2 separate regions of the Homo sapiens genome follow, and region 2 is linked to region 1. Evidence: chromatin loops called from intact Hi-C (ENCODE). Cell type or tissue: heart left ventricle. All regions are shown on one strand.

Evidence for each region. Peaks named below come from ENCODE experiments on the same cell type or tissue, not always from the same donor. Only the 100,000 strongest peaks of a DNase experiment are listed, where the experiment ranks them.
Region 2: a loop joins it to region 1, with 2.2 times the contacts of the local background. A loop is called at or near these places in 2 of 110 quality-filtered maps.

The regions. Positions count from the first base shown.
Region 1 is chr2:217,271,983-217,276,982 of GRCh38, forward strand. No RefSeq gene overlaps it. Among named protein-coding and RNA genes, the nearest start is that of DIRC3-AS1, 8.2 kb to the right of the region's middle. In heart left ventricle, no CTCF peak of the experiment used is centred here; no DNase peak of the experiment used is centred here.
Region 2 is chr2:217,073,235-217,078,234 of GRCh38, forward strand. No RefSeq gene overlaps it. Among named protein-coding and RNA genes, the nearest start is that of TESHL, 200 kb to the left of the region's middle. In heart left ventricle, no CTCF peak of the experiment used is centred here; a DNase peak (open chromatin) is centred at 2,187; H3K27ac peaks cover 1,922 bases.

The sequences.
Region 1 (5,000 bases):
AAGGCTTCCTGCATCACCAGCCAAGAACCCAACCCAATGAGTGAGTGAAGAGCCAGAAAGACCAGACTGGTGCACACAGGGACATTGGCTAATTTTAGATCCAGGGACTGGGTGGGGACCAGATATGAGGGTGGGGATCTTGGATGGAGGCCACTTGAAGATTGAAGGCTAAATGTTGGGGCCTAAGACTCTCCAAGAACGTGCAGGAGAAAGACTTTGTGGGTCCCATGGAGCAGACATAAATAGGGGGTGCAGTGATGGACACAGGAGTGTGAAAGTCTCCTGAGAAAAGTGGAAAAGGCCTTTTCAGTCTAGTAAGTTGATATATTAACTCACACCAATCTTTTCCTCCATTTCAGAAGCAGAATTTCCTTCATTTGCATAGCCCTTTTTACACTGATCCTTTTAAGACTGGAAGGCGATTGTTACTTGATAAACTCAAAGAATTGAGGACAACAGACAGATGACAGACAGAATAAAAATGAACACAAGTGATGACCACACCATTCAGAATCATAGGTTGCCACTCATCCTTCCAGGCAAAGTTGACTGTAAAATATAAGATTGACTCTTCTTTTAGTATTTTGAATTTTTTTCCGTATCATTTTAACTGGGAGATTTGCTTGATTAAAATTTTCAAAGAGGATTTCAAAGCAGTATCCAGAACCTCTGAAAGCTGGTCTCATGGCTGAGGTGTGAGTGGAACATATTATTCTTCCGTTCCCTCACTTGGAAGCAGCAGTTGAAAATATTTAGGTTTTTTACTTCTAATTTCCACACCATGAAAACCCAGAGGCATGTTCTGATAGATGGCCAACTGGCACTTTTATAATTTTTAAAAGAGCTGACAATTAAAAAGATGTGGGATGGGGGAAAATAAAGAGAATTCCTCCCTAAAAAAGTAAACAAGTACTAATTTTTTTATTATTTGGGTGATCAGTGCTAATCAGATTGACTTTATTTGGAGGCCCTGAGAACCACATGGTACCAAAAATCCAGACTCAGAATAATGCCATGTGTGAGATACTGAGCTAAGCTTGAGAAACTAGATCCACTTCTGTTTGGAGAGGAGGTGAAGAGGGGGATGAGGAGGAGGAAAGCCCGATTTTTCCTTTGTTTCCTTTTGAAATAAAGCAAGAAAGTGCTGAAACACCCTTCTTAGGCTGGTGGGAAATCAAGGCTAACTGATCCCAGGTGGATTAAGTAGCCAGCGAGTCCAGGAAATGTCTAGTCCAGTGACCTTCTGACAGGTAGGGGGTTGGGAGCTGGCTATGCCCACCTCAGGACCTTCAGGAATCCCACACCTGCCCTCTGAGGTGCTGCTGCCTTGACCGACCTTTTCACACCCAGAGCCAAGAATTACAGCCTGTCTGAGCTCACCTCTCTGTGACCTCCCAGTCCTACTCCTTTACCCGGAGACACATCTGGGGCCCAGCTGAGCTCAGATGTTGGAAGGGCTTATCACACCCATCCTCCTCCAACTGCCCCAGGTGCCCAGGGAAAAGTGATCACCAAGGCAACAAAGGGACCTCCTGCGACCTTGGGTCACCCTCTGAGATGAACATTTGGGGAATGAGGTTAAGGGATCCTGGACCAGCACGCTTTTCCAAAAGGACACTGCTCATCCACCTCTGTAGGACTTACTGGGCCATCCTGACCGCACCACCCAGTGAATCCCACTAGAAAGCAGGTCCATACAGAGCAGAGGCCTTTTCTATTAGGTTGGTGCAAAGGTAATTTCAGTTCTTGCCATTTTTTTTTTAACAGCAACCTAATACTTCAAACTGCATTTCCACTGCCCTGCACAATGCCTGGCACAAGTGGGAATGTAGCACATGCTTGTTAAATGAATGCAGGAATGAATGAAGGAGGCTCCATGGGCCCCAATCTTCCTGACAATGTACTGTGCTCCAGAACCTATGGCCTTTTTTCTTTACCTCTCACCCTTCTTTTCTTGATCTATGCCTTCCTTTTCAAGGGCCCTTTCTCTCAGTTTCATAACACTTGGAAGGCACTCAGAGCCCATTTAAAATCAACGTGACGATGCACAGGACCATACTTATTCCCAGTTGCATTAATTTCCTTAGGCAGCCATAACAAAACACCACACACAAGGGACCTTAAACAACAGAAATGTGTTTTCTCACAGTTGTGAAGGCTGGAAGGAAGCCCAGGATCAAGGTATCAGCAGGGTTAGGTTCTGCTGACCTCTCTCCTTGGTTCATAAATAGCCACCTCTGGCTATGTCCTAACATGGCCTTTTCTCTGTACATGTGTAGAGAGAGAAAAAGAGAGAGAGGGAGTATGAATCTCTGGTATCTTTTCCTCTTGCTGTAAGGACATCAGTCCCATGGGATTAGGGCTCCATTCTTATGACCTCATTTAACTTTTTAAAATTACCCCATTAAAGGCCCTATTTTTTATTATAACCCCTTTGAGGATTATAGCTTCAACCTATGGATTTTGGGGGGATACCACTAAGTTCATAACATCAGGCAAAAGGAGTTCTCTGATGGGTCCCACAATCTGGAGGTACCACTCTGGCCCTCCTCTGGTCATGCCCTTCCCCAGAGCATGAGCAACCTACCAGATTATAGGGTCATGTCCATCCAGAGCTGGCGCTCCACCTTCTAGACTATATTCTGGGTACATGGTACCCCAAAATTCCTTTCCCAAGGAAGGACCCTGCCTCCCACTCAGTGGGTGGCCATGGAGCAGCTATTTCAGGGGAGCCAAAACAGAGCTTGGAATGTGAGCCAGTTTGTCTACACATGAGCCTGCCAGGCCCTCCATGACGTGGGAAGATGCCTGGGGAGGAAAAAGAGAGGGGGTAACCCAGGATCATGGGGCCGGAGGCTGGGACTACAGCCAGCTTACCACAAGCCACCATATTGTGGCAGGAGGACAGTACATATTTATTTAATACTTCCTTAGCTTCCTATAGAGCTTTTACATATTTAGACGTGATAGATGGGCCTCCTTTTGTACTCCTCCCCTGGGCACAGTAAATGTTACACATGGGCTCGACCTACATTCTGGTTTGTCCTAGGACAATCCGAGTTTATGCCTGATGTCCTACAGTATTATTAATACCATCACACTTTCATTTTCAATGTCCTGTTTGGGGACAATAAATTGTGTGCTCTGCTCAGCTATAAGATACAACATTAACACAGAAGTTGGGGAACCGACCGAGAAGAGGTTGATCTAGAATAATGAAATAGTTGTTAACCCACCCCTGAGCTGGCTGCAGGATGTACGAGATGTACAAGACACGCTTCCTCCCCAAGGAGTTTGTTGATTATGTCTAGGGCACCAGACTCACACTTTGCTTTCTCTAGAGAACAATGCAGGAAAGTGCACAGATGTAGTTGAGTACTTAATTAATCAGGGCCCAAATATACGGTGTGGATAGTGAAAGGAATATGACTGTCTGCAGAATTCTCCAAACTAGGGCTTCTTAGGCTGGAGCACATAAAATGGAAAACTAGTTCAACAGAAAGAATAGTAATACAAAAGGAATAGAAATCTTTCTGTACATATAAAACAATAAACAAAAGAAGCCCATGAAACTCCCTTAATGCCTCTCACAGCCCCCTGGGTTAAGGACTGAGCAAAGGTTTGAGGCATTTTCTTTTTCTGCATCCAAGTCCTTATTTTCAATTAACACTCTCATCACATCCCTTCCTGGGGACAGGAGCCTGAGGAAGCTTGAACAGGTAGGGACCATCTGGACCAGCTGCACTGGCTGTAGTCTGGTTGTTTTAAATCTCACCTTGCTCCTTCCCTCTGGTCCCTCAACTCCCTTCTCCAGATGCTCAGGCCTATATGTCTTGATCTCATGAAAGCTCTGAAGCTCTGTGACCTTTTCTGACAACTTACTCTCTGTGCTGATTTTCTTTTGCGTAAAGCACCTGCCATATGGACACATCTTCCTAGTTACCCTCTCATCTGTGAGAGTCCACTGGATTGGAGTACCACAGTTAGGTTCACAACCCTGAGTCTGTACGGAGTCTCTGAGGTCATTACCTCTCTCTTTGTGCCAGTATAAGGGATGGTTTTTTAATTGAGATCTTTATTAATTTTCACATGTAACTTTTACACAATAGATAATATATCCCCACAGAATAATATTCAGAATATACAAAAGGGAATACTGTAAAAAGCCTTATGTATTCAGTTCCTTTCTAGTTTTGCGTATTTTTTCCAGAGAGGTTTATTTTCTGTCTCTTATTATTCCTTTTAAAAAATACAAGAGCGAATATGCAAAGCATATTGCTCTACACTGGCTTTTGTTTTAAGTAAACCTTCTGTTTTAGAATAGCTTTAAATTTATAAAAAATTGCAAAAGTAGAATAGAGAGTTCCTATTAACCCCCTACACACACACACACACACACACACACCACGTTCCTCTAATAATAATAGCTTAACATTAGTAAGGTGCATTTGTTGCAATTAATAAGCCAATATTGACACATTATATTTAATGAAAGTTTGTACTTTACTCAGATGTTCTTTGTATTTACCTCATGTCATTTTCCTGTTGCAAGATTACTTCCACAACACTACAGTTCATTTAGTTGTTGCGTCTCCTTAGGAGTCTCTCGGCTCTAACAGTTTATCAGATTTTCCTTGTTTTTGATGACCTTGACAAATTTGAGGAATGCTGTCAGGTATTTTGTAGAATGCTCCTTGGCTGGGATTGTCCTGAGGTTTTCACACCGTTAGACTAAGGTTATGGGTTCACACAGAGGTAAACTGCCATTTTTCGTATCAAAGGTACATGCTGTCAGTATGACTTACCACTGGATATTAACCTTGATCACCTGACTGAAGGTGTTTGCTAGGTTTCTTCACTATGAAGTTACTTTTTTTTCTCTCTTTGCACACTCTTTGGAAGGAAGGCACTAGGTACAGTCTACACTTCAGAAGTGGGATTTATGCTCTATCTCCTTAAGAATAACTGCACAAATTATTTGAAAACTTTTTGCATAAGAG
Region 2 (5,000 bases), 200 kb before region 1:
AACCTAGGAAGAAGTTACTTAAATTTCAGCACATGCTATATAGTTTTCAGGATTAGTCCCTCTCTAGGTATTCATCTGGGGCTGGCGCCTCCTTGGCTGGCAGGGGCTGGTGATCGGGACTCCCCAGCGAGACAGATTGCACCCAGAGCAGTGAGGCCCCGAGCGCTTCCTGGAGCCTGGGGAAGATGGCATTCATTTTTAAAGTCCATTTATTGTGCAGTTGTTGAAAGTGGGACACAGAAATTTGGACTGATATGCCTAGGCCACATGACTACTGATTGGGCCAGGGTAAATGCAGTCTTTTTGTTGATGGAGAAGGTCTTTTCTGGGCCCAGCACAAAGCAATGGATCTTCAGTCTTAAGAAATGCATTGAAAACCATCCTTGTGCAGTTTGGGGTCCCTGGTAGGCCAAGAGCTGGAAAGGCCCTTAGACTCTGAGTGCTGTAGCCCCCCTTCTAGGTGATGGTCAAAACTTGAAAACGGCTCTAGACTCTGGACAGAAATGCATGAGAATTGAGTGTTCAAAGCTTGGTGCTTTGACTTCTTTTAACTTTCTGTAGACTGAAATATGAATAAGAGGAAGGCATGAGGCCCCTCTCAGTTTATGGAGCCATAGCTCCAAACCTCCCACTTTCCAACCCAGCAACCCTGTGTGTCCTAGGAATTGTAGCGGGTGTCCCAGAATGCAAAAATCACTCTGCTAGAACTGGAAAAGGAGACGCCTGCCTTTTCTAGCACGATCTTTAGTAAATAGATTCAGGAAATGTGGGTCCTGGTCAGAGCTGGTGCCACAAGCTGAGTGCCTTCAGGCAGCAGACTTAGCCTCTTCAAGTCCAATCTCATCAGTAGTATCAGGGGGCTGAGATGGATGATCTCTAAGCAACCTTCCAACCACAGTGTTTTATAATTCTGTGTTCTGTGACCCATGTCTTCCTTGGAGGGCTCTTCAATCATGATCCCTATTACTATTGCCTTTGTTCGTATTAATAATAGCTTTCAATTATTATTCCTCAGATCATTCTTGGAGCACACATATCATAACTGGAGCACACAATAATGACAAGGACAGAAGCCAAGCATGTCATAAGCAGCCATTGTTGAAACAGATATGCTGCAGGGGCTGGAGTGACAATCGCTAAATGTCCCCCCACCACACACACACACACACACACACACACACACACACACCTGCCCCTGGCAGGCCCAGCCTCAGGGCTCAGCCAGGTGACTTTTTCTTCTGGGTCATTAGGAGTCTGGGGTGAGCCCAGGCTACAGGAGGAAGGCATTACTTTGTCATTTTGGGAAAAAGGGTCACGTGTCCTACTTTTGCAGATGACAGCTCATTTTAACTTTACACTTGCATGCTGGTTTGGGAGGACTTTGAAGAGGCAGCATTGAGTAGTGGTTAAGAAAAACACAAGCTCTAGAGGAATGTAGGATTTTTTGTGTCCCAGCTCTTCCACTTGATAAGCTTTGCATCATGGGAGAAGTTACTTAATTCTCTGTGTCTCAGTTTTCTCATCTGTAAAATGGGGATAATCCCAGGTCCTCCTCCTCAGTGGTTTAAGGATGGAGTGAGTGAACGTATGTTAGAGCAAGGCCTGGCTCACTGTGAGAACATAAGTCATATTAGCTATTGTGATGGTCTTCTTAACCGCCTTCTTACAGAAATAATAGAACTGAGGCCCAGAAAGACAGAGAGAGAAAAAATAGCTTGACTGAGCACATGGCCAGTGGTGACAAAGTTGGAAACACTTCAGCTTCCTGATTCAGTGCTGGCTTTGAGGGCAGTGCTCTCTCCCTGAGCTTCCCACAATATATTCCAAAGGCCCCTTCTAAGCATATGTCTTCTACATCAGCACTCACCACTATCAGCAGGACTGACCTCCCCAGTGTTTCCCACACACACCCAGCATTCTTCCGTCCCATCTCTACCTTGGGATTTCCTTCCTGCTTTTCTCTACCCTGTTCAGGGAACACGTCCAACCAGCCTTCCTCCGCGGACACTGCCCAGACTTCTCCATGGGCACTTCCTAGCCCCCTCTGATATGCAGCCCTCTCTGAATCCCTTAGTTCCTTAGTGTCTGTGCTGTGGAAATCCTCCTATTTGACCTTGTAGTGTGAGTCATCTTTGCATGGTAAGTACCACGTAGTCCCTGCTGTCAGGACCTTTGTGGGGCCCAGCCAAGTGCTAAGGCTCATTTGGGCCTTAGCACATGTTGACTTGCACCTTCTCTTGCTGGCAGCCCCCGTCCTGGACTCCAAAGGACTCAGCAGTCCTGATTCTAATTCTGTCCTAATTCTCCCCTCCCTCTCCTGCAAATCGAGCTGAGTGGTGGTGGAGTCTACTTCTCTGCTCTCTTTCTTACACTGAAAGCCACCACAGCTCACTGCCTTTGGTGTGTTCAGATAGGGATTACAGCCCCAAATACAGCAGCTTGTTTCCTGATGAAAACCCAGCCAAGCAGCTGGATTGAGTGCCTGAATAAAGACTCAACCCCAATTAAGGAAGAGCTGGGAATCGCTGCAATTCTGAGACAGCGCAGTTATCATAAGCCCTTCTAAGAGAAACCATTTAAGATAGGGTCGGAATTAAAATAGTTTCCCCGGCACACAATTATGTACTGACTCTTTCTGAGGGAGTCGTTTAGGGAGCAAAGAATGGAGTTTTCATTTTAACTGCTCTTTCTCAATTGCACAAGACAGTTTTCGAACTCTTCTCCTTAAAATTGTGTTTCTATCATGGCCTCTCTCACGACGGTTCGCAACATCTAGTTTGTTTCCCACTCATAGAAATATTGCACATACATTTTAGTTTTGTGAGAAATTATATTCTTAGGGAAAGGCAGGTTGTGTGAGTAGATTTATTTCAGTATATCAAAAATATGATGCTTTTTTTTTAAGTGGTGAATTTGTGAGCAGACCTCAGAGCAGATGCTGGAGGTCCCCTGATGGTCATTCCACATTCTACTCCCCAGTGTTCCCGGCTGCTCAGTGCCCTTAGTGAGTCCCTTAATCGCTTTAGGATCTCATTCCCTCATCAGTAAATGAGGTGCTGACACCTGCTCTTCTGATTTCCCAAAGCAACTATAAAAATAAAATGAAATAAAGCATAAAACACTAGGCAGAATATAAATCACAATTGCGACTTCAAACTCTTATGTCTAGAATGCCCTGCCTTCACCTTGCAGGACCACTCTGCAGAGGAAATCTGAGACATTGGTTCTATTGCCCTGTTTCTCTTCAGTCCTTGGACCTGCCCACCTGCATAGCTTTCTTCTGATCTCTCCCTACCATTGCTGATACAGGTTTGTGACCTGCCACCACTGGGTGAAATCATTTATTTCTCCCCACATTCTTTGCCATGCATTTGCAATGTTTTTCCATTTGATTTTGGGGGCTTTGAGTCTCACTATTTTGCCCTCTCATTCCTCGCCCCCCCCCCCCACTTTCAGAAAGACTTTTCCTAGGAACTTTTTCATTTATGGGCTGGTTGGTTTCATTTCCTCTGACATGCCTCTTTCCTCAATAGGTTCTTGTTATCTCAGCTGCTTGGGATATTTGTGTTACATCCCTGTCCCAGCTCCGGCTCCACCTGCCTCCTTTCCTCTCCCACGCTGAGGAGAGCCCACATTTTATGCTGTTGGTGACAGGTCCCAGCCAAGGCTCGGCAGTCTCAGCCTCTTCCTCCCTGGGCCTCAATCCTGGGGACGCCACCAGGAAGGAAGGGGTTAATCTTTGGCCTTCCCTCCATCTTCTTTCTAGTTCAACCTGTCAGTGTGCTGGGAGAGAAACCAGGCCATTGCCAGCATAACACATAAAATAAAACACCAGCCTGCTCCTTTCTCTGTGGATGATCAGGAGAGCTTTGGGGAACACCTATTCAGTGCCCTCATTTTCCAGTTGAGGAAGCAAAGACAAGAGGTGAAATGACCGGCCTGAGGTCACTGTGACTTTGAGCATCCTACTGTGCCAGTCCTGTGCTGGGTACCAGCTATCAAAGATGATTAAGATATTGCTCCTGTCCTAAGCTGTTCAAGTCAGAAGATAAAGAAGCATGTATTGATTGTATTTACTGGAAAAGCATCTATCTGCTAATTGATTAGACCCCTCCCATGTTTTCCTTTTAATTAAAATTTCCTTCTTTCCAAAAGCAATCCACCACCTCCTTGGAGGTCTAGCTCCCAACCAATTCATGTCCTTCCCGCCTCCAGACTGCTCTATTCCCTTGTTCCCCACTTCCCTTTACGGTTTGTGAATATCCCCGGCTGGGACGTGTAGCTGGAAAAGACACCCTCTTCTCTGCTCACTTCAAGGCCTGAAGGCCCTTTCTCCACTTAGGATGATCAAGGGCAGTTCTCAACATGTTTGATTAGCTCAGAACCTCTGGCAGTGAAAAGGAGCCTTTTCTTTCAAAAAAGATTTGGCCTCCTTGTTTTATAATGTCTACCCTGTTATCATGAATTGCTTGGAAGGACCAAGGGGTACCATGAGTTACTGGGGAAGCCCCTCTTTGTTCTGCTTTTTCATTTCCTGAGCCCTCATTCTCCAGGAGACAGTGGCACGGAGGGATGAAGAGAGGCAGGAGCACAGCTGTCCCTAGGGAGGTGGGGAAATGAGTAGGAAAATACCTAATGAGCAATCATTCAGCACATATCTTGGGAAAGTCATATCAATGATCTGTTTTCACTGCCTAGTAAACCACTCCAAAACTTAGTGACTTGAAACAATGACTTTATTACTTATTGTTTCATGGATCAGGAATTTGGGCAAGGTTCAGTGGGATGGCTTATCTCTGTCCCACATGGTGCTCCTTGGGATGGCCCATCTGGGACTAGAAGATAAAATGGGTCAATTACATGTTTGGGGCTTTGGTGTTGGCTATGGGCTTAGGTATCTCAGTTCTCCATGTGGCCTCTTTTCCCAACAGCACAGACTGAGCTTCTTTATCTGATGGTTGAGTTTAGAAGGAAAAGCTTCAATGTGCAAGTGCTTACTA